Regions from separate parts of the Homo sapiens genome. Here all the other regions are linked to region 5. Evidence: chromatin loops called from intact Hi-C (ENCODE). Cell type or tissue: GM12878. All regions are shown on one strand.

Evidence for each region. A loop is a pair of places that touch in the nucleus more often than their neighbours do. Peaks named below come from ENCODE experiments on the same cell type or tissue, not always from the same donor. Only the 100,000 strongest peaks of a DNase experiment are listed, where the experiment ranks them.
Region 1: a loop joins it to region 5, with 10 times the contacts of the local background. A loop is called at or near these places in 31 of 110 quality-filtered maps.
Region 2: it touches region 5 in a loop (2.2-fold over the local background); 3 of 110 quality-filtered maps call a loop at or near these places.
Region 3: a loop joins it to region 5, with 2.8 times the contacts of the local background. A loop is called at or near these places in 3 of 110 quality-filtered maps.
Region 4: a loop joins it to region 5, with 2.7 times the contacts of the local background. A loop is called at or near these places in 18 of 110 quality-filtered maps.

The regions. Positions count from the first base shown.
Region 1 is chr9:84,395,134-84,400,133 of GRCh38, forward strand. No RefSeq gene overlaps it. Among named protein-coding and RNA genes, the nearest start is that of SLC28A3, 57 kb to the left of the region's middle. In GM12878, a CTCF peak has its summit at 2,124 (motif pointing right); a DNase peak (open chromatin) is centred at 2,158; H3K27me3 peaks cover 170 bases.
Region 2 is chr9:84,951,316-84,956,315 of GRCh38, forward strand. It overlaps NTRK2 (neurotrophic receptor tyrosine kinase 2), which reads left to right. Exons shown (of 19, transcript NM_006180.6): 17 at 3,968-4,202. Among named protein-coding and RNA genes, the nearest start is that of NTRK2, 280 kb to the left of the region's middle. RefSeq lists an enhancer at 3,558-4,058. In GM12878, a CTCF peak has its summit at 2,948; a DNase peak (open chromatin) is centred at 2,921.
Region 3 is chr9:85,002,844-85,007,843 of GRCh38, forward strand. All of the region lies in intron 17 of NTRK2 (neurotrophic receptor tyrosine kinase 2), which reads left to right. Among named protein-coding and RNA genes, the nearest start is that of NTRK2, 340 kb to the left of the region's middle. In GM12878, no CTCF peak of the experiment used is centred here; a DNase peak (open chromatin) is centred at 2,148.
Region 4 is chr9:84,695,085-84,700,084 of GRCh38, forward strand. All of the region lies in intron 2 of NTRK2 (neurotrophic receptor tyrosine kinase 2), which reads left to right. Among named protein-coding and RNA genes, the nearest start is that of NTRK2, 28 kb to the left of the region's middle. In GM12878, a CTCF peak has its summit at 2,629 (motif pointing right); no DNase peak of the experiment used is centred here.
Region 5 is chr9:85,141,284-85,146,283 of GRCh38, forward strand. It overlaps LOC107987088 (a long non-coding RNA gene), which reads right to left and starts at 1,352. Exons shown (of 4, transcript XR_001746809.1): 1 at 1,162-1,352. In GM12878, a CTCF peak has its summit at 1,940; a DNase peak (open chromatin) is centred at 1,888.

The DNA of each region.
Region 1 (5,000 bases), 750 kb before region 5:
TGGGATTACAGGCACCCGCCATCATGCCTGGCTAATTTTTTGGTATTTTTGTAGAAATGGGATTTCACCATGTTGGTCAGGCTGGTCTTGAACTCCTGACCTCAGGTGATCCACCTGCCTCGGCCTCCCAAAGTGCCAGGATTACAGGCGTGAGCCACCACACCTGGCCCAAACTTTTTCTTTCGCAGTGGAAGCTGGGAGGAAGGTGAGGAGAGGTGGAGTGAAGCTGAGTGGAATTGTAGGGTAGGTTGATCTTGACCAGTGGAGCTACGACTGCTGAGTGATACCGCTTGGAGTTTTTTTGTGAACCTAGGTTCTGCCTGGCTCTCCTGTCCACTCTGATGGAGGCACCTGTGGTTCCCAGGATAGGTTATTCTTTCCAGTGGACCGTATTAGCTGTGAATGTGTTTGCACAGATCTCCAGAAGCAAATACTTGGGAAAGAAGCCTCAGTCAGCTGCAGAGAATTTTGCTTCTTACCACCAACCTGGACTTGCAGGTAGGAAGTTGGCCTGGGGTCAAGCCCAGCTGTGGAGGAAATTGCATTACAGCTGCAGCCCGATTGGACTGATGAAAGTGCAGACCATGGTGGATGACAGGGTCTCGCTGAAAACCAGTGTTGACAGACTGTGGCTAGTTTCTGTTTAACAGATAGTGTTGCAAATCTGTGTGCATCGATTGATTCATGCATATTTAATGTTGAATGTTATGAGTATGGAAGGGTTTCTTTTGGAAATTGGTGCATCACAGATGTTGTATCGTCCAGTCTCCTCATTTTGCTGGTGAGGAAATTGAGGCTTGGAGACAGTAGGATGATGTCTTGGAGTTTCACAGCCAGGTAGCTGCTGAGTTACTTAGAGACCTGGAACTCTTGGCCAGTACCCCTAGGAGGGAGCATGTGGCAGACTTGAGACATGAGTGAAGGGCCATAGGTGAGCCTCTTCAGCTTCCTGTGCCTCAGGTTCCCATCTTATAAAATAAAGGAGTTGTGCTAGGGTTTCATCTCTTAGACATCAGCTCTAACATTCTACGATCCTCCCTGTACACATGCTGGCTTTTCCATTTTCAATTATTCTAAACCACGATTGTTTGACTGATTCCTTAAAATCAAATACTGCTGAGTGCCATTACTTTCATTTGCCCATCATTAAAAACTAAAGGACAATTTCCTAGTTGATTTCAAAATGATCCATTATGTAACAAGGACAAAAGTTAAAACTTGCTATAGGTCCAATTAATTATGTAAACCATCAGTTGACAAAACAGCAGCTAATGGAAATATTTTGTCTAATAATCTCCAAGTTACCATTATGTTAAAAGCAGTAGCAAGTGTGGCACATGTGGCTCACCTAAATAGGTGTAAAATATACACACCTTATATGAATGAATTAAATAGTCATAGCAAAACACAAACAACGTACATTGGAAAGTGAGTTTCAAATGCAAGGCAGTCCTCAGGCTCCCATATTAATTAATTTTGCTTTGTCTTTTGTGGCATTAGAGATTCACTGTTATACATGGCATACTTTTGTAACTTAATCCAATTGCAAAGATCTTGAAAGGAGATTCTATTAGCTCCCTTGACCACCCATTTCAGGATTGTAACAGTTTTGCTTACCTGGGCTCTCAGGATAACTGAGGCTCATTTGATTATCACTCTACCCATGGGTGGATACTCAGGGTTGTTCAGAACCAGGAAGGCTGGTAGGAGTTGCAGAATTTATTTAGCCTCAGGTCTTTGGTGTTGCTGAATCAACCCAGATTTGTAGTAAACTCCAAGAGGCAGGTTAGCACTGGGCACTTGGGAACAGAACCCCTATGGACAAGGAGCAACAGACGATACTGGTGAGATGGCAGGCATAACAGGGTTAAAGACCTAATGGAGACCCCTAACGAGGCATTCAGCTGGATCTACATTAGCTCTGGAGGCAACCACCAGGACCACTTTGGACCTTATGCGTTTTATACCATGTGAATGTATTTCTATTAATATAAGTAAAATAATTTTAAGAAAAAGAAGGGAAGGGCATGCCCACCTGCTCTGTCATGCTGTTTGTCTCTGGCAGAGAGGCAGGTGCTCTGGAAGGAGCTGGCAGCCTGTGATGACCTAGAATGGCCACTTGGTGGCAGTGTTTCACTTTAATTGGCCCAAGGCAACCCGACCTGGTTTTATGAACTTCTAGCTGCGGATTTCTGGGACCCGCCCTCAAGGTTCAATTTATAGGCCTCGAGTGAAGATGCAAAATAGGATCCTGAGTGGAAAGTAATGGCTGTAACAGATATCCTCTGGCTCCTCCCTGTCTTCTTTCCCATTAGAACATCTCCCATCTAAGAGCTGCTTAGCAGGAGACAGGGGTCAATATCACAGAGGCCGGATCAGAGGCAGAAGCTGGGCTGCTTTAGGCCTGACACCGTGTGAGGGACCTGAAGGCAAGGAGCGTGGCTGCATCTGCCAGGCACGGGTGCTCAGGGGTGCTGCGAGTCCCCCAGGCCAAGGACGGGGCGTGCATTCATGGAGAGTGTTTGGCTGTCTTCTTTCCTGTGCTGGCGCGTTTCCAGGGGCCCACTCTTTCTGAGGGGTCTCTCAGGGAGGGCATGGCTGTGAAAAGTGAGGGAGGAAGCCGCAGGGATGTCACCTTCGGCCGGTTACAAAGCCCTTCTGGGCCACGTTCTCCTTTGTGGGATTGGGACGTTGATCCACTTCAGAGGCTCCCAGGCCCCCAGTTCAGGGCTGTCCCAGAATCACCAGAGAAATAAATTAACACAGATTCCGGGGCCCCGCCACTGCTCAGTCTATTCTATGGGTCTAGTTGGGAGCCCCGGAATCTGTGGGTTTAATAAACCCCAGAAGAACCCAATGAAGTTTGGAATCCAATGGTTAGGGGTGCTTTTTTGGATTCCTTCTAAGTGAGAAATTGTGACTGTGGAAGTGATGACTCACTGTGAAGCACACGGGCCCTGAAATCCACCCCTTCAAGCTGTTGATCTTTGTATGCATTTATTTCCTCAAGATGTTGCTGGCTCTTCCCGGGCCAGGAAGCAGATGCTGTGCCCGGTAAGGCCCGTCCTTCCAGTCCAGCCTTTACCACCCATGCGGAGTGAGGGTGAGGGCTCCGAAGGTGCTTTTGACCCTAATGTCATAACCATGGGGGGTGGACACAGATGTAAACTCGAAACTCTTCTTATTATTGAAAAATGTAAATATATACAAAAGTAAAGAGAATAGTATAATGAATCCTTATTTATCCACTACTTAGATTCAACAATTATCAAGATTTTGCCACATAGCTCTTATTCACATGCCAAGGGGGAGAAAAGAAGATTTTGCTATAGAAAAATTATCATACTTTCATTTTTTGTGTTTGTCTTTGCTGAAATTTTTGCTTGAAAAAGGCAAATATCCAGGTTTCTAGTCATTTCCGCCTACATGGGGCATTTCTTCTGTGCCTTTATTACATGTTAATAATGACTTCTCAGGCCGGGCATGGTGGCTCATACCTGCAATCCCAGGATTTTGGGAGGCTGAGGCTGGAGGATTTCTTAAGCCCAGGAGTTCAAGACCAGCCTGGGCAACATAGTAAAACCCCATCTCAATAAAGATATTTTTAAAAATATTAAAATTGTTTTTTAAAAGAGAAAATAAATAATAACTTCTCAATATCATATAATTCTGACCCATACTCAAATTCCTCCAGAATTAGCTCAAAAATGTCTTTTGACATTTGATTTGAGGTCTAGGCTTCTGAGGTTATCTCCTAATGTCTCCCAATACATGCATTTGCAAAGATCCATTGAAGGGGTTGGACATTTAAAACATAGCACAACTTTTTAGCCTGAAACACACACAGAGCCCTGCAGAAAAGTGAAGTTGAGATCCTCACAGGTTCTGAGTTAGAGGGGCCTTGGAGATTATTCAGCTCACCCTTTCCTCAGTACTGGAGTCCTTTGACAGGATCAGGACTACTGTACATTTGGTATTGAAATTGCTCTTGCAAAATTATGACGGTAAGAAATCTAAGTCCAGGCGCGGTGGCTCACGCCTGTAATCCCAGCACTTTGGGAGGCTGAGGTGGGCGGATCACCTGAGGTTGGGAGTTTGAGACCAGCCTGACCAACATGGAGAAACCCCATCTCTACTAAAAATACAAAATTTGCTGGGTGTGGTGGTGCATGCCTGTAATCCCAGCTACTCAGGAGGCTGAGGCAGGAGAATTGCTTGAACCTGGGAGGCGGATGTTGCAGTGAGCCGAGATCATGCCATTGCACTCCAGCCTGGGCAACAAGAGCGAGACTCTGTCTCAAAAAAAAAAAAAAAAAAAGAAATCTGATACAGTTGACTCCATCTTACTTCTGACCTCCAAGCTGTCCTTGGTCATTCATGAGCGTATGCCAAGCTAACTTTGGGAAGAATTTAGTTTATAGTTTAACCTTAAAGCAGAGATGATAATATCCCTTCTACAAACTAAATCGCCTTTGTAAAACTAACAAAAGTCCACAATGTGAGGATTATGAGAGGCCTGAGTTCTGATAAGAAGGGCATAATTTCTATAATACCTTGCTGCTCAAGGGTCATGTGGCCAGAGGTCACAAGATTTATGACTTTCCCAATTGCTCCTGTAGATAGCATCACCATTGTAGAACCTAAGTTTTTTTTTTTTTTTTTTTGAGGCGGAGTCGCCCAGGCTGCAGTGCAATGGCTCAATCTCAGCTCACTGCAACTTCTGCCTCCTGAGTTCAAGTGATTCTCCTGCCTCAGCCTCCCGAGTAGCTGGGATTACAGGCACCTGCCACCACGCCCAGCTAATTTTTGTATTTTTAGTAGATACGGGGTTTCACCATGTTGGCCAGGCTGGTCTTTAACTCTGGACCTCAGGTGATCTGCCCACTTTGGCCTCCCAAAGGGCTGAGATTACAGGTGTAAGCCACTGAACGCGGCCTGATCTTTCAAGATATCTTTCAGACTGACCCCACCTGGACTCATGACTCATGACTCAGCTGATC
Region 2 (5,000 bases), 190 kb before region 5:
TTTTGAACATTGTCTTGTCAGCTCTAACATGAAAGGAAGAAAAAAGCTGAATGTGGTTGAGGTCTGGCTGCTTCTAAGAGAAATATTTTCCCATTGTTCCCATGCCCCAGTCTACTTCCCTAATTCAAGATGGTGCTTTCGAAAATCTGTAGCATAAGAAATACAAATGTGCTCACCTGGATGCAATTAAATGCTTCCGTGAGCTCACAGTGTGTCTGTACATACATGAATGTGTGTGTGTGTGTGTTGCAACTTGACTCTTTCACTTTCTCACTCAGCCTCTCCTTCTCCCTAGCTCTCCTTCCTGCCTTGCAGAAGGAACAGGCACCTGGTTCTCCCTTGGCACCTTGCACAGGGTGTGGAGCAATTGGAAACCTAGCCTGCTTGGTTTCAGAACCTGCTAAACTCTGGGAACAAGAGGTTTGCCATGCCAAAAGTCTAGTTCTCAGGTGCACTAACATGCTGCAAATATAGGCTGTCCTCTTTCCGCAAGGGAGCTGGGCACTTAGCTGCCATGAAAAGTCCCCAGCTGTATCAGCTCTGCCCTATAAAGACAGATGTCTTCTCTTGTCTCCCTACCCTCTTTATTCATCCAGAAGCCATATATTAAGCACCAGCATGGCCAGGCTCTAAGCTAGTTAGGGTGGGAAATGAGGAATAAAACACATGTCTTTGCTTGCAAGGGTTTCATGATTTTTCCTCTTAGAATCTGTCCAGAGTTGCCGTCTAATGAGGGGAAAAATAGACTACTATTTTTCAAACTATCACAGCTAACATTTATTGAACTTTCTAAGCATTTTAATATGTTTCAGGGTATAAACCATCCTTGCCGTCATTCCTACGTTACAGTTGGGGAAACTGAATCACACAGGTAGCAGATGACAGAGCTGAGATTCAAACCTGCAGCCCCTGGCTGCAAGAACTCATGGTCTTAACCACTCTGCCATCCTCTCTGCTGAGGTGCTTGTTGAAAAGACCAGAAGGAAAGTGGTGTGCTATAGAATCCTGGAGCCAGAGCAGTTGGTGCAGTGCCGGCTGTAACCCACGCTGGAGAGAACTGGACAGCTAAGTCAGGCCCATGAACCTGCTACTTGCTTCCCAAGCCAGGGAGCTGATGGTGCTTTTTTTAATTTTGTTATTTTTTTACCTCTTAAGGAATGTCTTCCTGGAAGAGATGAAATGTGTTTTGATTTCTAAGACTTCACGAGGACCTGGGAAAGTGAAAGCAGAGGATTGCAGCGTTAACCGTTATTTCTGTTCCTCTTAAGGACTTGTGTAGCAGACCCACCTACCCACTTTTTACAGCAGTATGTTCTGCTCAGAGAAAGCATCCAGAGGCTTATTTTATTTAAAGAGCCGTGTTCAGAAAGTTGAACAGCAAATACCCAGATATAAACAGGGGAAATTACTTTAAAAATCCAGGAGTCTCCCCCAACCCACACATACTAATATAAAGTGCATTAGGCATTTGAGGGCCACCAGCTTCCTGACGTCTGCAGAGTGTGGGGTTGGAGGACAGAATTTTGTGCAGAGGTGGCCTTTTGCACTGACATCTAACTTTTCCTCTATCCTGGAGTCTTGCCTCTGAGAGATATTTAAAGTAGATCAGTTTTCTGGAACTGATATAAGGCTGTGGCCAATCAACAAATTATTTTATTATTTAAATGGTACCTATGAAGATTAAATTCTGACCGAGTCTCTGGGTCTTTATTTCAGATTTTCTTTAGTTTATGTGCACCCCAGCCCCTTCTCCTGGTGCTGAGGTCATAGTAGATTTAAGGAAGACAAGTGAAAACATTGGCAATTTCCCCTGACCCCTCAGTGCTGAAAAGGATTAGGCTTGATTCACCTTTAGTGAAGTGGAAAGGGCCCACCCTCTAGTATCCTGAAGAGCCCTGTTACAGGCCAGTTACAAAAAGTAATGCACAGAGGATAACTTGTGTTTTCACATCACCTGTCAATTTCATTTTTAAAGAGAATCTTTGTTTGCAAAGCCTTTCTCCCTGGTTTTCCTGTGAAAGGCCACGAAGCACTATGCAAGCACAGTGTCAGTCCTCCTCACATCAATGCCCTTAGCAAGGGGCAGTTAGTATCTACAATTTACAGAGTGAGGAAACAGGCCCAGAGAGGTTATGTAACTCACCCAAAATCACACAGCAAGTGTAGGACAGGATCCAAATTCATTTCACATATCCCGGAGCTTTGGCCACTGTGCCGCTTCTTACCTTGAGTAGGTGCTTTTGAGCTGAAGAAAGCCCTGGAGCATTTTCCCAGCATTGTTCCTCAATGTGACAAGAGGCAGCTGGGGGTTGTGGTTTGAGTAGAGGTGAAATATGTTAGGACTGGCTTGTACAAAAACAGGAAACTCCTCCCCAGGGAATGGTTAAATCCAGGTATTTAGAGACAGGAAGAACCTAAGAAATTACCCAGTATAATATTCCTCTGTATTTTTGACTAATGAAGAAATTGTACATGAGAGAAATTAAAGGGCTTCCCAGGATCATGGCATTGGACGCTGGTAGGCCTGGGAGACCCCCCAACTCCTGTCCAGTGTTCATTCCCTGAGATTACAGGAATGAAAGATCTGGTGACAGAATGATTCCCGAAATCAAAGGCAAAGACAGTCACTGTAGGCTGGAGCCGGGATGGAAGTGGGGATACGCCTGTGGCTTGAATAGTTGGGGGAAGGAGGGCGGAGAGGCAGGGCAAACCCTGACATGTGTTCTCAGACAATTCTGGCTTTCTCAGTTTCAAATACTCACACGGCTCTGAAACCCTGCAGGTGAGGTTACCTACTTTAACATTTATGCAGAATCCTCTATATTTATTCTAAGTGTTTCAAAACGTCTTGAGAGAGATCTTTCCTTTCCCAGAGAGAAGCCCTTGGCCACGCCAGGGCAGAGCCCGACAGCAAACCCCGCCTTTATTCCTTGCACTGCAGCGCCCCCTCAGGCCACCAGGGGCAATGACGCTCATCTTGGCTCACAGCGCAGGATGTCACAGCAGAGCCTGCCGCGCTGAGGGCGGCATCCTAAGACGCGGATCCTCCCACCCTTGCAGGACTTGCGTGTTAGGGTGCCCTAAGTCATCACATAGCTGAGGAGAGGCCAGGTGTGTAAGACAGAAGAAAAATAAGATTTAAAAAATCATAGTCCCCCTCCCCATAGTGTAAACAATAAAATTTTCCCCAGCAAAAGAATAAACAGGCTGTGGTTCAAAAGAGTTCTCCTATGTGTTGGCCATAGCCTGTGTTGAGCGGAGGTTGGAGGAGGGGTGGACAGAAGGAAATGGTATTTTGTATTGAGAATGAACATCCAGATTGAGAATGCCCTGGGACTCTGTTGTTGAACTGGGCTTGAGAGAGCCAGGCGTAGCTTCAAAACCATGCCTGGCCACAGATCAGGTGGACTATGGAAGGCCGCAGGCTGCCCAGCTCTGGTGCTGGTGGGGACACTCTGGAGGAATCAGCTTGGTTGGGGGATACTCTGGCATAGCCTGGCTAGGTGGGAAGGGGTGGGGACCCACTGGGCTGCCATGTCCATCCCACTAGGAGAGTCCATCTTTCCCCATATGTTTTGTTTTTGGTTTTGTCTTCCTTCACCTACCTGCTGCTTCTCAGGGTCAGGGGGCCCTGGTAAGTGCCTGAACCCAGCACAGTGCCAGAGCCCCTAAAATGTCAACCTGTCTGTACACTGGAGGGAAGGGGGACATTCAGGCCCACGGGGTCCTGGGAATTCCAGACTCTTTGGGAAACAGAGCAGCCTGGGTGCTCTCAGGACTGCAGAAGTACAACTGTGTGAGCACCTTTGTCTCCTCTTCATGCTAAGTCAGGCAGCATCTTTTAGCACCAGCAGCTACAGGGTGGGGGTGAGGAGCTTAGCAAGAGGGACGGGGAGGGGCAGGGGCAAAGGGCCCCTGGAGTGAAAATGCTGAGGCCCCCAGCTTCATTCTCCATGTCCTTCCCCAGGGCACACGGCCCTGATGCCGTGCTGATGGCTGAGGGCAACCCGCCCACGGAACTGACGCAGTCGCAGATGCTGCATATAGCCCAGCAGATCGCCGCGGGCATGGTCTACCTGGCGTCCCAGCACTTCGTGCACCGCGATTTGGCCACCAGGAACTGCCTGGTCGGGGAGAACTTGCTGGTGAAAATCGGGGACTTTGGGATGTCCCGGGACGTGTACAGCACTGACTACTACAGGGTGAGTAGCTGTGCAGATCAGAGACCCCAGGGACCTCTTTCCCTGCGGGACCCCTGCTGTATTTGTTTGCTGAGGCTGTCATAACAAAATATCATGACTGGGTGGCTTAAACGACAGACATGTGTTTCTCATGGCTCTGGAGGCTGGAAGTCCAAGCTCAAGGTGTGAGTGGGATTGGTTCCTCCTGAGGCCTCGCTCCTTGGCTTGCAGGTGGCTGCCTTCTCACTATGCCCTCACATTGGGATGGTGACAACCCAATCCTTCCCTTTAGGCCTAAATTTCTTCTTTTAAGGACACCAGTCAGATTGGATTGCATCCCACCCTAATGGTCTTTTTAACTTAATCACCTACTTAAAGTCTTGTCTCCAAATACAGTCACATTTTGAGGCCCTGGAGGTGAGGTTATCAACGTATAAATTTTGGGGGGACGCAGGTCAGCCCATAGCACCCACCCTGCTCTTGGCACTCCAGCGTGGTGGGTGAGATCTCCAAGAGTGAAGTCCTCAGTGTGAGAATCCTTCCAGAGAAAACTGAGGGCCTGGGGGAATTCCTGGTGAGGTTAAAGGATGCTGAGGTTTGGCTTTGATTCTGTGAAAGTATGCCTGGAGCCTTTGTTTGAGATTTGAACAAAAGTGAACTTGTTCACATAAATAATAGTACACCGGACTTTGGAAGTTCCCTCCAAGCGCCATCTTGGTTGAAAGCGGTTTAGCTTGGTGAGATGGAAGAAGTTTTATCCTGCCTGTTCCTAGACACTTCCACACAGCTTGTCTGGTGTTTCCACCACTGAAATCACTG
Region 3 (5,000 bases), 140 kb before region 5:
AGGTCTCAAGATGTCTAGGAATGCATTTCTGGGGGTGGATAGGGTTGTCTACAAATGGTGCCCCCAACATCAGGCCAGGTCAGGCCAGGCTAGGAGGTGAGGGGCTCCAGTAGGTGGCCTGCTGAGTTGGAGAAACAGTTGGGGGACGGAGCTGAGTGAGCTTGGTGAATCAGCCCCGAGAGAGCCTACTAGAAGGCTGGACTCTGTGCAACACAATATTTCTCTTTATTGTGTCCTTAGTGTTTATTGTCCTATGGTTTTCCTTTAGAGTTTAGCAAAGCCATTCAGCTCACCTTGAGCTGTGCTAAGGTGAAACATGAAAAGCTTCATTTGTGAGATCATTAAAAAGGGATGCAGTGCATTCCTGGAGGCCAGCATGGAGGAAGCAGTCATAATTAAAGTGAGACAAAAACAAATGGGAGGAGAAAAAGTGTGGAGGGTGAAAATTTCACTCCTTCATCTATTTCAACAACTGTTTATACCGCTGCTCAGCACTATACTGAGTACTAGAGCTACAGCAGCAAACAAGACCATGAAAGCTTGTTCTAGTGGAGGGACACAGAAAAGACAAGCAACATAATACAAATAATAATTGTAGCTAGTTCTAAGTGCAATAAAGAAGGAAGGGAAAGAGAGCCAACGTGGCTTTCAGTGTGCCCCGTGTGGTAGGCAAGGGGGAGAGATGTCGGTGGGGAGGAGAGGGAGCTGAGCTGCACCTGTGTCAGGTAGGAACTGAGGGGTCCTGCTAAAATGTTTGGATTTTGTTCCGAGTACAGTGGAAGATGCTGATGAATTGTAAGCAGGGGAGTGATGAGATCCAATTTACATTTTGAAAAGAATCCTCCAGTTGCTGTATGGGGAATGGATTACAGGAAGCAAGAGTGAAAGCAGACATACCTGTTAGGAGGCTACTGTGAGGATCCGGGCAAAAGAATGTGGCAGCTTGGCCTAGGTGTCAACAGTGAAGATGGGGGGAATGGGGTGCAATCAGAATATGTTCTGCAGGTAGGGCTGAAAGAACCTGATGGTGGCTTGGATATGGGGATAAGAGAAAACAAGGAATCAATGATGACTTCTCGGGATTTATCTTGAACAAAAACAGGAGTGATTGGTGGTGATGGTTGTGCTATTTAAGGAGAAAGAAGAAGGAAAGAAAGAAAGAAAGAAAAGAAAGAGAGAAAGAAAGAAAGAGAGAAAGAAAGGGAGAAAGAGAAAGAAAGGAGAGAGAGAGAGGAAGAGGGAGAGAGAAAGGAAGGGAGGAAGGGAGGAAGGGAGTGAGGAAGGAAGGAAGGAAGGGAGGGAGGAACAGGGACTTTTCAAAAGGGGGATGAAATCTGAGGACATTTAGTCCTTGGGCCAGCAGAGGACAGACCATCATTGGAAAGGGGGAAGATTGTTCCAAAGTCTGATGTTCTTAAGTTGAAAATAAATCATCTCTGCTTTTCTCTATAGTTTCCAGTTAATTTGCAACCACTTGTTCATTCTGTATAAGCCTTGCCATTCTTGGGAGTATTCTTGTCTTCATCTCCAAAGACAAATTCAGGGATAAAGAGAATTACAATCCCCAAGTCTGTGTTCAGAGAGTAGATACTAGTGCTGGAAGACTTTTATATATTTTATTTAAGCTATTTCAAGAAATGGATTAAAGTAGATATTAACCAGTTAATAGAGTATCCTAAATGCCAATGATCTGCACATAAATACGTGTTTTGTTATAAACGAAGTGCGATTGTAGAGGATAGAGACCTTGGGAGGGAATTCGCAGAAACATAATCATAGGAGTTGACTAAGGGATTTAGAGGCAGAAAGGAAGATGCACAAAAAAAAGAATGCCAGTTGATCATCATTAAGGACTTCAGGGCTATGAGATCTTCTCTCTTCTTCCCAGGATACCATAAGGGCAGCTTTCTTCCTCAAAGACAGCTCAAATTGTTTCAGGAGTCAAAGGGTGACCGCCTTAGCAGTGATGTGATCACATAACAGGTAGAATATTGGGGAAATAATTAGGAAAAACAAGGTAATTTGGAGGGATTCTCCTACCCAGGTACTGACTGAGAGAAGCATGCAGAGACCATTTGCATAAATCCTAAAGCTGAAGTCCCAAGGGGGCTATGACTAAGCATCCTAGAGATTTGAGCTCTGAGAAACACTGAAGGAGCTAGTAATAATAGGATCCCTCTGCTGCTGTTTTCTCTTTTCTAGTGAGGAACTGGGACCTTGAGGGACTGTGAGGGACACCCACACAGTCAGACCTGCTTTGTTTCCTAGAACCTGTTACTTCATGCAAAAGAAAGCGTTGGTTATTGATACAGTGCAATTATGTCATTGTCAAATTATCTGCATCAAAGAGGAAGAGACTCCCTCCTGAACAAGACTCAGAAAACATGGCTGATGACTGCCTTAGCTGACTTGCATAGCTGGTCATGCCACCAGGTGGACTTGGGGAAGTGATGCAAAATGAAAGGCAGATGCAAACAGAAAGAGACAAGGTTAGAGGATTGGAAACATCCGTCTTCCATCACCATCTTGGACCCTGATTCTGACTGTGGTCTTGGATTTCTATGTCTTCGTTTCCCTACTTAGTAAACGGTAATGAAACTAGGCCACAGACTGTGTGTATTTGTTGTAAAACCCCATAATATTATGTAATGTGCCTTAAAATATTGCCTGGAAGTAGCAAATTATTTCAATATAGAGGTATTGAGATATAAATATAGATGTAGATACAGATACAGATATAGACACACACCCCAGTGCAGCTGTGCTTATTATACAGAACCCTACCAATGATAACCCTGAGTAACACTGGACTGCTTGCTTTTGAAACACATAGAAGCTGTTCCTGGCTCTGGGCTTTTTTGTACCTGCTGACCCCAATACCTGGAATGTAACCTCTTCCCAATGTTTGCATGTCTTGTTCTTTTACTTCATTCAAATCTCTGCTTAGCTATCACCTACTCAGAAAAGCCTTGACTGACCTACCTTTCTATCTAAAATAGAACCACCCCTCTGTTCTTTCCAGTCCCTTACTCTATTATTTTGGCACAGTATTTATCACCACCTGAAATTATTGTGCCTAGTATTTGTTTATTTACATATGACCTTTGTATCCCACTAAAATGAGAGCTCCATGAGGATATGGAGCTTATTCACATCCGTGACCCCTGTGCCTACGACAATGCCTCACACCCAGGAGGTAGCTCAATATATTTTTGCTGAATAAGTGAATGTTATCAAAATAAGCAAATGAATTATCAACTCCATGGTTAAGGAAAAAGAAACCTATACTTTTTGCAATAAGTGTTTAAGAAGTCTAAAAATACTATAATAGCTTTTCTTCTTATCTGTTGTAATGCAAATAGTCCATTGAGAGAGAGGGAGTTTGGCAAGAGGGAAGTTTAGCTTCTCCTGACATGAGTTACTGCACAGTACTCTGGCCCTTACTATAGTGGTAGGGGTGGGAGTGAGCTCCTACAGGAGGCAGTGGCAATGCTGGGGGCTGGTTTGGGGAAGTTAGACCTCTTTTTATTAAGCTCTGCTGGCCCTCTTGGGCTCCCCTGCCATCATGCTAAGCATACATGTGGCCATGCCAAGGCAGCTTCAAGGTGAGCCGCTCCTGCCTCCAAGCCAGACTGCCATCCTGAGGCTCCTCACCCTGGGGAAATTCTGTTGGGGTGACAAGGAGGCTGCTGTGGTTGGATGGCTTCATGCAGTGAAGGTGGGATGGCCAACAGGCTATACTACAGGAGGAGCAAAAGAAAGACACCCCTGGGGACAGGGCACCCAGTACTTCCCTTCTCACTGACTTCTCCCAGCTCCCTCTCACACTGTCCTCTGCTGAGGGGTCACTTTGGCTCATTCATCTGTGCTTTCAGTGGCTTTTCCTGGTAACGTATTCTATATGTTCATTACCCTATGCACAACATATGTCTGTTTTTGTTCCTAATTTACAGTTTCAACAGGACATAGGTGTCCTTCTCTAAAGCAGATCAGCTACTGTCCATTTTGCCTTTCCCTTCTGGATACCCCTCTGGGCTCCAAGGGGTATGTGCCCGCAGCCCCACCAGCACTTACAGGAAGCTGCCTTTTTGGTTTTAGCTGCTGGTTCTCCTCCCATATTTATTTCATACAGTATTGCCCACCTCTGAGACCATTCCCTAGGGCAACCACATACAATCCATTCATTTGACAAGTATTTGTTGAGCATCCCAGCACTGGACTGTGCTGTCTCCCATGAAGTTGTAATCTAGAGGCTGGAGGAAATAGCAAACATGTAACCTCAGCTTACAGCTGACTGGGGCTGTGAGGGAAAGGGATTTACCATTATGATCTAACAAGGGAACCTGCTTTTGGTGCCTAAGAACATGGTATTTAAGTTAAGTCCTGTTGGACAAGTAGAAGTTAGCCAGGTAAAAATTGAAGAGCAGCACGTTTGAGGGACCTATGCCATCAGAAAGAGCTAAAGGAGTTTGGGAAAGAGAGGGAAGATCAAAATGTAGGGGACCCTGCAAGGAAAGGACAGAGAAGCACAAGACCAGCAAAGTTGCTAAGATCAAACGGGGCACAAGCAGCCATTCTGATGACTTTTAATTTTATCCTAAGGGCAATGGGAAGTCACTGAAGAGTTTGCTATTGTATTAACTGTGAATTGGAAAAAGGTCAGAAGGAAAATGGGGAGTGATTGTTGCAGTAGCCCAGGGGACAGGGGGAGGAGGGAATGATGGAACTTGAAGATTTCTCAAAATGGAGGTGGAAAGAAGTAGACAGACTCGAGATGTCTTTGGAAGCATAACCTTGGAAAGACATCTTAGAGTATTCCATAAGCCCTTGACTGCATACTTCAGGACTTCTACTAAGTGAGAAAAATGAAGACCCTCTTATGATTAAGCCACTGTCTCTGTGACATGTAGCAGATGGGGATCCCTAACTGATATGGCCTCTTTATCCCTACATTGGCTAAGCTTGTGATTCACTGTGGCTCATTAATTAATAAGCATAAA
Region 4 (5,000 bases), 450 kb before region 5:
AAAACTTCTATCTATCTATGTATCTATCTATTTTATTGATCTATCTATAAGGAGGGAGGATGGGGTAGCAGGAAACGATTCCACTTTGAAGAGTCACCATTTGAAATATTCACAGCTGCTTCCATTTCATTTTGATGTGTTGCCAAAGTACAGTTCAGGTAATAAAGTCTAGGCTAAAGGGGAATTTTTCTTTTGAGTAATACCACTATTAAGCTAATATGCTTAAAGACAAGATGCATTAGATACTACTCCTTGTTGCTTGAAGAGATTACCTAGAGGAATTATTTGATAGGTTGTTAAAGCAAATGTGAAACCTTTTAAAATGTAATGAGGACCCTTTCCAGGAACCTGTAAGTCAAAAATATTTCTGTGAATTTTCTCTAAAATTACCTCTTTTCTCTTATTTTCCAAAAAGCCAGCTATAAGCTTTTTGTTAAGCCAAAGAAGAGGAAATTCTTTACCCTCAGAAAAATGTCTTAGTAAAGGTCCTGAATGTCAAATTGAGACTGGAGAAGATTTGGTGACAACACAAAACAAGATGACAAATAGCATGTACTGTGTTTATGTTCTAATTCTTTATCCACTTTCCGATCACTCTTCAAAGCTTGAGCTCAATGCCCTTTCTCCTTTTAAGCCTTCACTGACCTGCCCAATTATTTAAATATATATAAACAAATATATATTTCCAATAATTTTTGTAGTTCCTTCCACTGTGCCCTCACAGGGCAAGTGCATGTACTTCTTCTTAAAACCTTTTCTTTTTGGCTCATCATATCCTGTGGCAGTGTCCACTGTCTCTCCTTAGAGCATCATCTCCTTCAAGATAAAGAATTGCTGGATTTGAAGAATCATGGAGGCCATTTCTAGTCTTACATTCCTCACATGTTGGGGTTCTGTGGCAAATGAATGCTTATCTGCTGAGGGCAATTATTATTATTATTTTAGACAAGATCTTGCTCTGTCACCCAGGCTGGAGTGCAGTTGGCGCTATCATGGCTCACTGTAGCCTTAACTTCTTGGACTCAAGTGATCCTCCCACCTCAGTCTCCCAAGCAGCTGGGACCACAGGCACCTGCCACCATGCCCAGCTAATTTTTAAATTTTGTGTAGACAGGGTATTACTATGTTGCCCAAGCTGGTCTCGAACTCCTGGACTCAAGCCTCCTGCCTTGGCCTCCCAAAGTACTAGGATTACAGGTGTGAGCCACTGTGGCTAGCTGGTTTTTATCACTTAAATAAATAAGTAAATAAGTAGTGGGTTTGAATATGTTGTGTTCTTGTAATCTAAATTAGCTTTTAGATTGGACAAATTTGGGGTTCCAAATCAGCTTTCCACCCCCTTCTGTTATTGTCTTTCCTTTGTTTGCTTGTTTTCTGCATGAGAAGTGAAGCTGTGTCCTATGACGGTGATAAACTCCAGGTGGAGGATCAGTTTGGGTGCCCTAAGTGAGCAGACATTCCTTGAGCATCAGCTCTGTGCTAGGAAACGGAGATCAGTGAGATGAGATGAGGAGCTAGCAATTCAGTTATGGGGTCAGGTAGACTCATAGAAAAATAAAATTGAGGGTACAAAGAGTACCTCCCATTGCTCTAATTCTTAATTGCAAACTTACAAGTGCAATAAATGCTAAAACTGCATGCCAACCGATGGAATAAAAATGTTCTGATTGGAAAAAGCATTTTTGGTGTTGTGTCTACAAATCACTCAAGCAGTCGTGGAGGGTCCTGGGATAGATTTAGATGAGTACATTGATAAGACTCTATCATATAAGATCCAATCTTTAGGGCAATAGTTAATGACCTTGGGATGTAGTAAATGTGCAAAAAATAACAGCAAAAACTGCCCTCATAATATGAGGTCCTAGCAAGAGTCCTGTATATGGACTTGGTAAGGGAGGAAGGCACATTCTGGGCAGAACAGGATGGTTGAAGGCCACCAATGATTCCTGGCAGATTATTAATAAAGGTTGAGGGCCAGGGACCCTGAGGGACTGACGAGGTGAGAGAAATTCCTAAGGAGTACCAAATGAAACAAAAAATCCGAATTCACCATGCCTCTTGGTCACTATTTAAGGGCCGCTGACTTGCCTAAGAGAGCATGCAAGCAACGTCTGCAGGCTGGGGGGTGGAGGGAAGCTCAATTTTCTGAGAAGATGAAAACTCCGTGGACCTCGTGAGATTCCTGTGAGGCAAGTGCGGGGACATGGGCTCTGGGGGCGGAGGGGCTGTGCTTGGAAGCCCCTGGGCCTAAGCTTTCTAGAGCAGTGGGCCTAGGTTAGAGGAGTTTGAGGTTGTCATGGAGAGAAATCTCCTGGTTGGGGTGTGTGCCACAATTCTGGGCCTTCCCACTGCTCCCTTGAGGGAATGGCACCCTTTTTGGAGATGTGTTTTATTAAGCAGAGCTTGACTCGGTGAAGAGCCCACAGTGTCACTGCACTTTAACAGGGGCAGTGGGGAGTGGTTTTCTGGGAAAGAGCCTGCTGCCCGCCTGTCAGTGGCCCTGACCTGGCACTTCCTCTCTCCTTCCTAACCCTGTGCCTTTGGGATCAGTTGCCCTGAGGCAGAGAGCAGGAGAGGCCAGGGCTGTGGAGATCCTCCTGGAGGCAGGTGGAAGTCACCAGGAGGGGGCAGCGCAGCACACACCTTGGTCTTCTGTTTCCATGCGGAGGCTGTGGAGCAGGGAAAGAAAGCTGTTAGCTGTTTGCTGTTTGGGTGGTCCAGGGAACCAAGAACTTGAGCTCGGGTGTGTTTGTCCACTGAGTCACTGAGAAACCCTGGGGTCTGGCTTTCCTGCAGTTATTTCCTTTGTATGGTTGTTGCAGTCTCTGTCTCTCTTTCTTTCCCTCTCTCCCTCCCACCCTTTCTTGCTTGCTGTCTCTTTCTTTTCTTTTTTCTTCATAAATTTTAAAAATTCAAAAAAGTATAATGACATAATAACTTTATATAATTACATTCAGAAATAATAGTTGAATATTTTTAAGCTATTTTTTCTTTTAATAAAATAGTTTAGCAGTTTAATAACATAAATGGTATAAATAGTTTCTGTGTATGTGTGTGTGTGTGTGTAACCCCAGACCCATTCTCCTTTCCCAAGGCCACCTTCCTTGGAATCATCTTTCTATACTTGGCATATCTACTTGACTGTGAACACTATGTGATATTATTTTTTGTGTATTTTTAAAAGTTCACACAGATTGTTTTATGTTACATGTACGTATCAGTATACAATTTTGCTTATCTTCTTTCTCACTTCGCATAGCAGTGTCTTTCTGTTCAAATATGTAGATCTGATTTAATCTAATATATATATATATATATCACCTTATTTTAAACAATGTCTATTTCTTTATGGATGGACACTCGGGTTGTTCCAGCTTTTGACTCTATGACAATGAATGTTGTAATATTCTACTGATCATATTACAATGACTCTTCTTGAGTCCATATGTGAGAACTTCTCTTGGATGAATACCTGGAATAGAATTGCTGGGCCCTGAAGGGTTCTGATTTATAATTTTCCAAGATACAGGCCAAGTGCTTTTCAAAGTAGTTATAACAATTTACACTTCCTCCAACAATTTCAGAGAAATTTCATCACATCCATAGAAATGTTTTACATTGTTAGACTTTAAACATTTTGTCAATCTAGTGGGAGAGGAATAATATGTCATTGTTATTTTAATTTACATTTCACATTTCTTGGGAGATAAGCAACTTTTCATGTTTCTTGGCCACCGAAGTTTTCCCTCTGTGAATTCCCTGTTATTCACCTTACTGGCTTCTTTTCTAACCCTATGATTTGATTCTTCACTTAGTGGTAGCTAAGGAGAGTTTCTTAGGGGGTAGATTTCCTGAGCAGTTTGTAGCTAGCATCTATATTGTGGACATGACTACACGTAGTAGCTTATGAGGGGGAATTCTTAGGATCTACTACTAGAGGAGCCCTTGCTGAAAATTTTTTTTTTTTTTTGAGACGGAGTCTTGCACTGTTGCCCAGGCTGGAGTGCAGTGGTGTGATCTCGGCTCATGTCAAGCTCCACCTCCCGGGTTCACACCATTCTCCTGCCTCAGCCTCCTGAGTAGCTGGGACTACAGGTACCCGCCACCACGCCTGGCTAATTTTTTGTATTTTTAGTTGAGACGGGGTTTCACCATGTTAGCCAGGATGGTCTCAATCTCCTGACCTCGTGATCCGCCCGACTTGGCCTCCCAAAGTGCTAGGATTACAGGCGTGAGGCACTGCTCCTGGCCCTTGCTAAACTTGTAATCCAGCTCTTCTGTTGGCCTTTCCATCTTGACAAGAAGAAAAATGTATTTATTTATCCAGGGCATTCTTGCCCCCACAGTAGAAGCGTATTCTCTAGTGACCATTTTTCATAACTTCTTTTGATGGTGCTTTTGAATGGTTTTCAGCAAAATTTCCTGTCTGGTCTTAGATTTCAGAATAGTGGTGCTTTGCTTAATTGGCTCATTTTCATCTCATGAATACTGTGAATTTACCATTGACCAAATTTATCCTCATCTCCTTCTTTCTTGGACACTGGTGACTAGAAAGCATAGAATTAAGCTTATGTGTGTGTTTTTTTTTTTTTCTAACGAGTGTATGCATTTCTAAATTGAATTCCGGGCTCCGTTGATATCTCTTTATTTTTAATTTATTTTTATTTTTAAATTGTTTTTTTTCTTTTTTTTCCCACATAGTTTTGTGCAATCCATTGACATCTCTACCCCTGTCTTTCTCTCCTCTATGCCTTCCATTTTTATTTGCTGGTTCGTTGTATTCTATTGAATAAAACCGGGGAGTTTATAAATTAAATGTCTGATGAAAAATGAAAAGAAAGGGCATAAGTAACAAAAAGTTAAAGATGAGTGCCTTGTGCAGATCATAATAAAGTCCCCATTGAGTTCCAGGCCCTTGTTGTGAGCATGGAGGATGCAAGGATAATCCAGGAAAAGAGTGAGGAAGAACTCTCAATGACTTCAGGACAGTGACAGGCCTC
Region 5 (5,000 bases):
TTTCCATGGCAGAGACAGTAGATGCTCACTTCAAGTCCATGAGCTCCCTGTATTTCCCAGCCTCCTTCCACTGCAGTCAGGTGTGGGGCCCTGTGACCATTCTATCCAATAGTTAATGGCCTGTGAGCAGAAGTGAATGAGATATAAATCACCAAGGCCTTTACAAGTCTTCTTCCTCCCTCCTTTCTCTCCCCCAATCTGTCTCTCTCTCTCTCTCTAGGAGTATGAGTTGGTATACCTCAGGCTCCTATTATCCTTCATCAGTTCTCTCCAGGATGTCCCAGCTGCCTTTGGACTTGAAGTATAACACTTCTTTACATTCTGAAAGTCAAATTGGCCATCAAGGCATGTGGCAAAGACCAAGAGTTGTGTCCCAATATCCATTCTTGCCTTCTATGCTTCTTTGGTACTAGACTTCAGACATTCACATGAATGTTCAGAGTAAAGGCTAATTTTCAAGCTACCCTTATTGCTATGCGTGGCCCTATGACTAAGTGTTGGTCAATTGGATGTGAGTGGAAGTTGTGTCTGCCATTTTAGGGGTGTGCCCTGTCTTGCCCTGTTTTTCTTTGTCTCTCCCACTGGAAACAGATGTCATAAAGAGCAACATTGGACCACATGGATGAGAAGAGAACTGTAGTGCCTACTTAACAATGTGGAGCTGCTACGTTAGTCTTGAACTGTTTTGGCTCAGATTCAGAAAAAATAAACTTTTAATTTGTGTAAGCTACTCTTGGATCCTAATGCAGTCACACTGTATCCTAGATAATCCAGGCACTTAGATGCTATGGCTACTGCTTTAACTCCTATCAAAACCCTTGGAAAATAGAGCTAAACAGGTTTGGGAAGTGGCATGACATATCCATGAAGTCTGTGCACTTTGAAGTAAGATAGAACTGACCCTGAATTTTACTTGGCCACTTCCTAGCTGTGTCTCCATGGCCAAGGTAATTAAAATATCTGAGCTAGGTTTCCTTTGCTTAAAAATTGAGTAAGTAATACATCATAGGATTGTTGTAAAGGTTAAATGAGCTGGTGTATACACAGTTCCTGGCATCTAATAAATATTAAACAAATGCTTGTTGCTATTGCTCAGGAGTCAGACACACTAAGGAAGTTGGAAGACAGGAGGAGAGGGTAGGAATGGCTTCATCTGCTCACCTTGCTTCTGCAACCAGAGGGACTTGCAAACACTCTTCTCTCAGTTTCTGTAGCTCGTGGATAGAAGATGTCATCCCATGGCTGACAGACATCTGGATTTTCTGTGCTGTGCTTATTCATTGAACTTAATCATGACCTCACTTTCTATGCCTGAGTGAGTAGAGGCTCCTTCTCCCTCCTTGGGTACAGTTGTTGATGGATTGAAAAGCACTCACTGAGAAAAGATATACTGTGACCCCTCCCAAGCCCGAGTCAATGTGAAAAGGGCTAAAACTGTGCCAAGTGCCAGAGTCCACTGGAAATTTCTGAATCCAGCTGCACACCCAGATGTGCATGTTGACAGGATGCCAAGCCATTCCAAAGTCTTGAGCAATGCGCAGTTCCAGGGCCCAGTGAGCTGGTGCCAAGGCTTTGACTGCCACTCCAGGAAGCCAGCAGCGGGGCAAGTGGGGGAAAGAATGCTCATTGAAAGAAGAAATTATTTTATGTATGGTTTCCCTGCTGACCAATGACATCTCTACCTTGCTAGTGTCCCACCTGTCCTCCAAAGTGGCTGACCCCACTGGAGATTGTTGCAGGCTGCAGCCATCTTGATGATGAGAATTGGCATCATCTGGGAGGAACACTCACTTCGTAACACTTCCCTTGAAAGCCATACTGTGTAAAACTAACTGCAGAGATGCAAACTTTCTTGTTGGAAGCATTGGCCTATGAAGGTAATAGAGAGCCATAGGGAGAAAAACAAATTGGTGGAGGAAAAAGTGACCTATACTGCCATCTGTCTGTCTGGAAGAGCATAGGTGACTCAATCCATTTCACATTTACCTCTCTTCAGCATTCAGCTAAGGTAAAGAAAAAATGGAGGGAAATAACTTGGATCAAATGTCTGTCAGCCCCACCCCTCAGCTTCCCAATTATTTCATCCCTCCTCCAGCCCAAACACATCTTTCTCTCACATCCTGATAGAGGCATTTCCATCTGTTTGCAAAACCTCACATTCCTGCCATAGCAAGTTGGAACTCAGAATATTGATACCCATTCTCTCTCCACTACTGTGTTCAAAACTGTCACCATCACAGGGGACATCAGGCCTTGGTGAACTTGTCTTGTAATCCAGCTTCCAAGCACAACATTGTTTCAATGGGAAGGGAACTCATTCTGGGTCCAAACAAAAAGCTGGTTGGTGACCTTAACGAATACAACCACGACATGTTTAAGACTGTCTGCACACGAAAATCAGCAAACATCAAAGATAGCATTGCACAATACGGAGTGTGGCACATCCAGAAAATTCAGGGGGAATGAAATTGCAAATGTAAGGGATAGAGTCAAAGACTGCATTTTAAGTTTATTTCCACCCAAACTGGTTCTTCCTCTGCCATGGAATAAGGAACAACTCAGCAAAGGGAGAGAAAGAAAGCAAAGCAATGAGGAGTTTCAGCCGCCTATTCTTTCAGGGGAAAGCTGGCGTGTGCTTTTCCCAAACTCAGCTATAGGCAGAAAACCAGAAGTGAGGCCGCTTCATCAGGAAAAAGAGATGCAGACAGCCCAAGTTACACAAATCCCTGAGCCTTGTCTGCACAAGGGTGTTTCATTTCATGTGGCTGCTCAGTATGTAAAGGATGAAAGTCTCATTTTAAGTAAATAGTGACATGGACTGTGGTGTTGATTAACAATCAACCATGTCTCAAGTCCAGCTCTCTCCAACGAAAAGCACCAAGAAAATACAATCTTCGGAAGAAAGGACTTGACAGAAACCACAGGCATGAAGTTGCATGGCCAGTTCCTGTTTGGGAAAAGCAACAGCACATTTGGTCTCTGAATTCCCTGCATTTGGCCGGCCATGTGGTCTCCAAAGTGGCTGTTTTTCTGAAGTCTCCATTGCGCATGGACCGACACACTCAGGCTTGCCTTCTTTCTGATGCCTTTTTGAGTGATGGCAAGAGCTATGTGAGTTCTCAGGGTGAGCTCTTTGTGTACAGGTTTGGTGTAAATAAGCATTCAGTTGAGCAAAGGTAGTTCTTACCAAGCCCTTGGCCATCACAAGACCACCTGTGCTGGAGCAGGCTGGGGCTGAGGAAAGGTTGGGAGTGAGTCTCCAGCTTCCCAAGAAGGAGTGACGTGGTCCCTGCCGAGAAGGAGTCATTTTGTTCATTCCCAGTCTCTTTCCTCCAAATTTTCAACCTAATTCCCACCTACGAGAGCAGTATTTTGGATACATGGAGCTCTCAGAGTGCCTCATTCCTGCAGTTTCCAAAGGCCCTTCTCAGTCCTCCTGTTTTCCATAAATGTAAGATGTGTTTCCAGGATCACCAGCTGCCTACTAGCAGGAAAGACCAAGGTGATCAATAAAGCACAGCAAGACCTTCCTTTTAAGCCACCCCAGCATGTTGCATTTCTAGAGCAAAGGAAGGAATGGGACTGAAGGCATAGCTTTGTTTGTAGGCTTTCATGTGCACCAGAATATACATTAAGGGACATGCCACACAATGTGTCTGTTTTTAAAGTGTTCATTCTATGCCGGACACAGTGGCTCACACCTGTAATCCGAGCACTTTGGGAGGCCGAGGCTGGTGGATCACTCCGAGGCCAGGAGTTTGAGACCAGTTTGGCCAACGTGGTGAAACCCCATCTCTACTAAAAATACAAAAAAATTAGCCTGGTGGCAGGTGCCTGTAATCCCAGCTACTCGGGAGGCTAAGGCATGAGCCTCTCATTTGAACCTGGGAGGCAGAGGTTGCAGTGAGCTGAGATCATGCCACTGCACTTCAGCCTGGGCAACAGAGCAAGACTGTCTCAAAAATAAAATAAAATAAAATGTTCACTCTAAAACGATTTGATTAACACACTGTTGACAACTGAGTTATCTGCTATGAACAATAGAAAAAAATGAGTTAAAGAAAGACCATTGTCTTGAACTACTGCTCTCAGAATGGTGGTCTCAAATTGTACAGAGCTCAACCTGCAAACACTGGAGCTCTCATCCCCTGGGGGGCTCTTAAATGGCCTGGAGGGTTTCCATAAGTGGGCCTACAGTTCAATAAGCAGGCCTAAAGTTCAAAGCCAATTTTCAGAATAAAGAAACATTCTCCCCAGGCTCCGGACACCTTGCAAATAGGAAAGTGGACCTCTGATGGTGATTCATAAGCATTTCAATCTCATTCTCTAAGTCTTGTGACTGGCCATTCCATAACTCCAAATGCCTTTGGCTTTGAAATTTCCTCCCAGGGTGCCTGCCTGGCATGTAGAAACTTCATTTAGCATAGCGCAGGTGGTCTTGTGCTGGCCCAGGGCTTGGTAAAAACTCCCTTTGCTCACCGGAATGTTTACCTACACCAAACCTGTACACAAAGAGCTCACCCTGAGAATTCACACAGCTCTTTCCATCACTCAAAAAGAGCATCAGAAGAGCAAGAGAAGATGGCAATCACCTGAGGTCGTGAGTTCGAGACCAGCCTGACCAACATGGTGAAACCCCATCCCTAATAAAAATACAAAAAAACAGCTGGGCATGGTGGCACATGCCTGTAATCTCAGCTACATGGGAGGCTGAGGTAGGAGAATCGCTTGAACCCAGGAGGCAGAGGTTGGGGTGAGCTGAGATTGCACCATTGTACTCTAGCCTGGACAACAAGAGTGAAACTCCATCTCAAAAAAAAAAAAAAAAAAAATTTGAGGTAGGCTATGTTCAGAATCTCAAAAATATTTTCTTAGAAAATAAAAATAGTTGCTCTAAATTATTTCTCTTATGTTTTATGTTTTTTCTTTTTTTATCTGTCTTAAATTTTTTAATGAAGGAAATAATGTTAATAAGCAAAATACATTTATTTGAGAATATT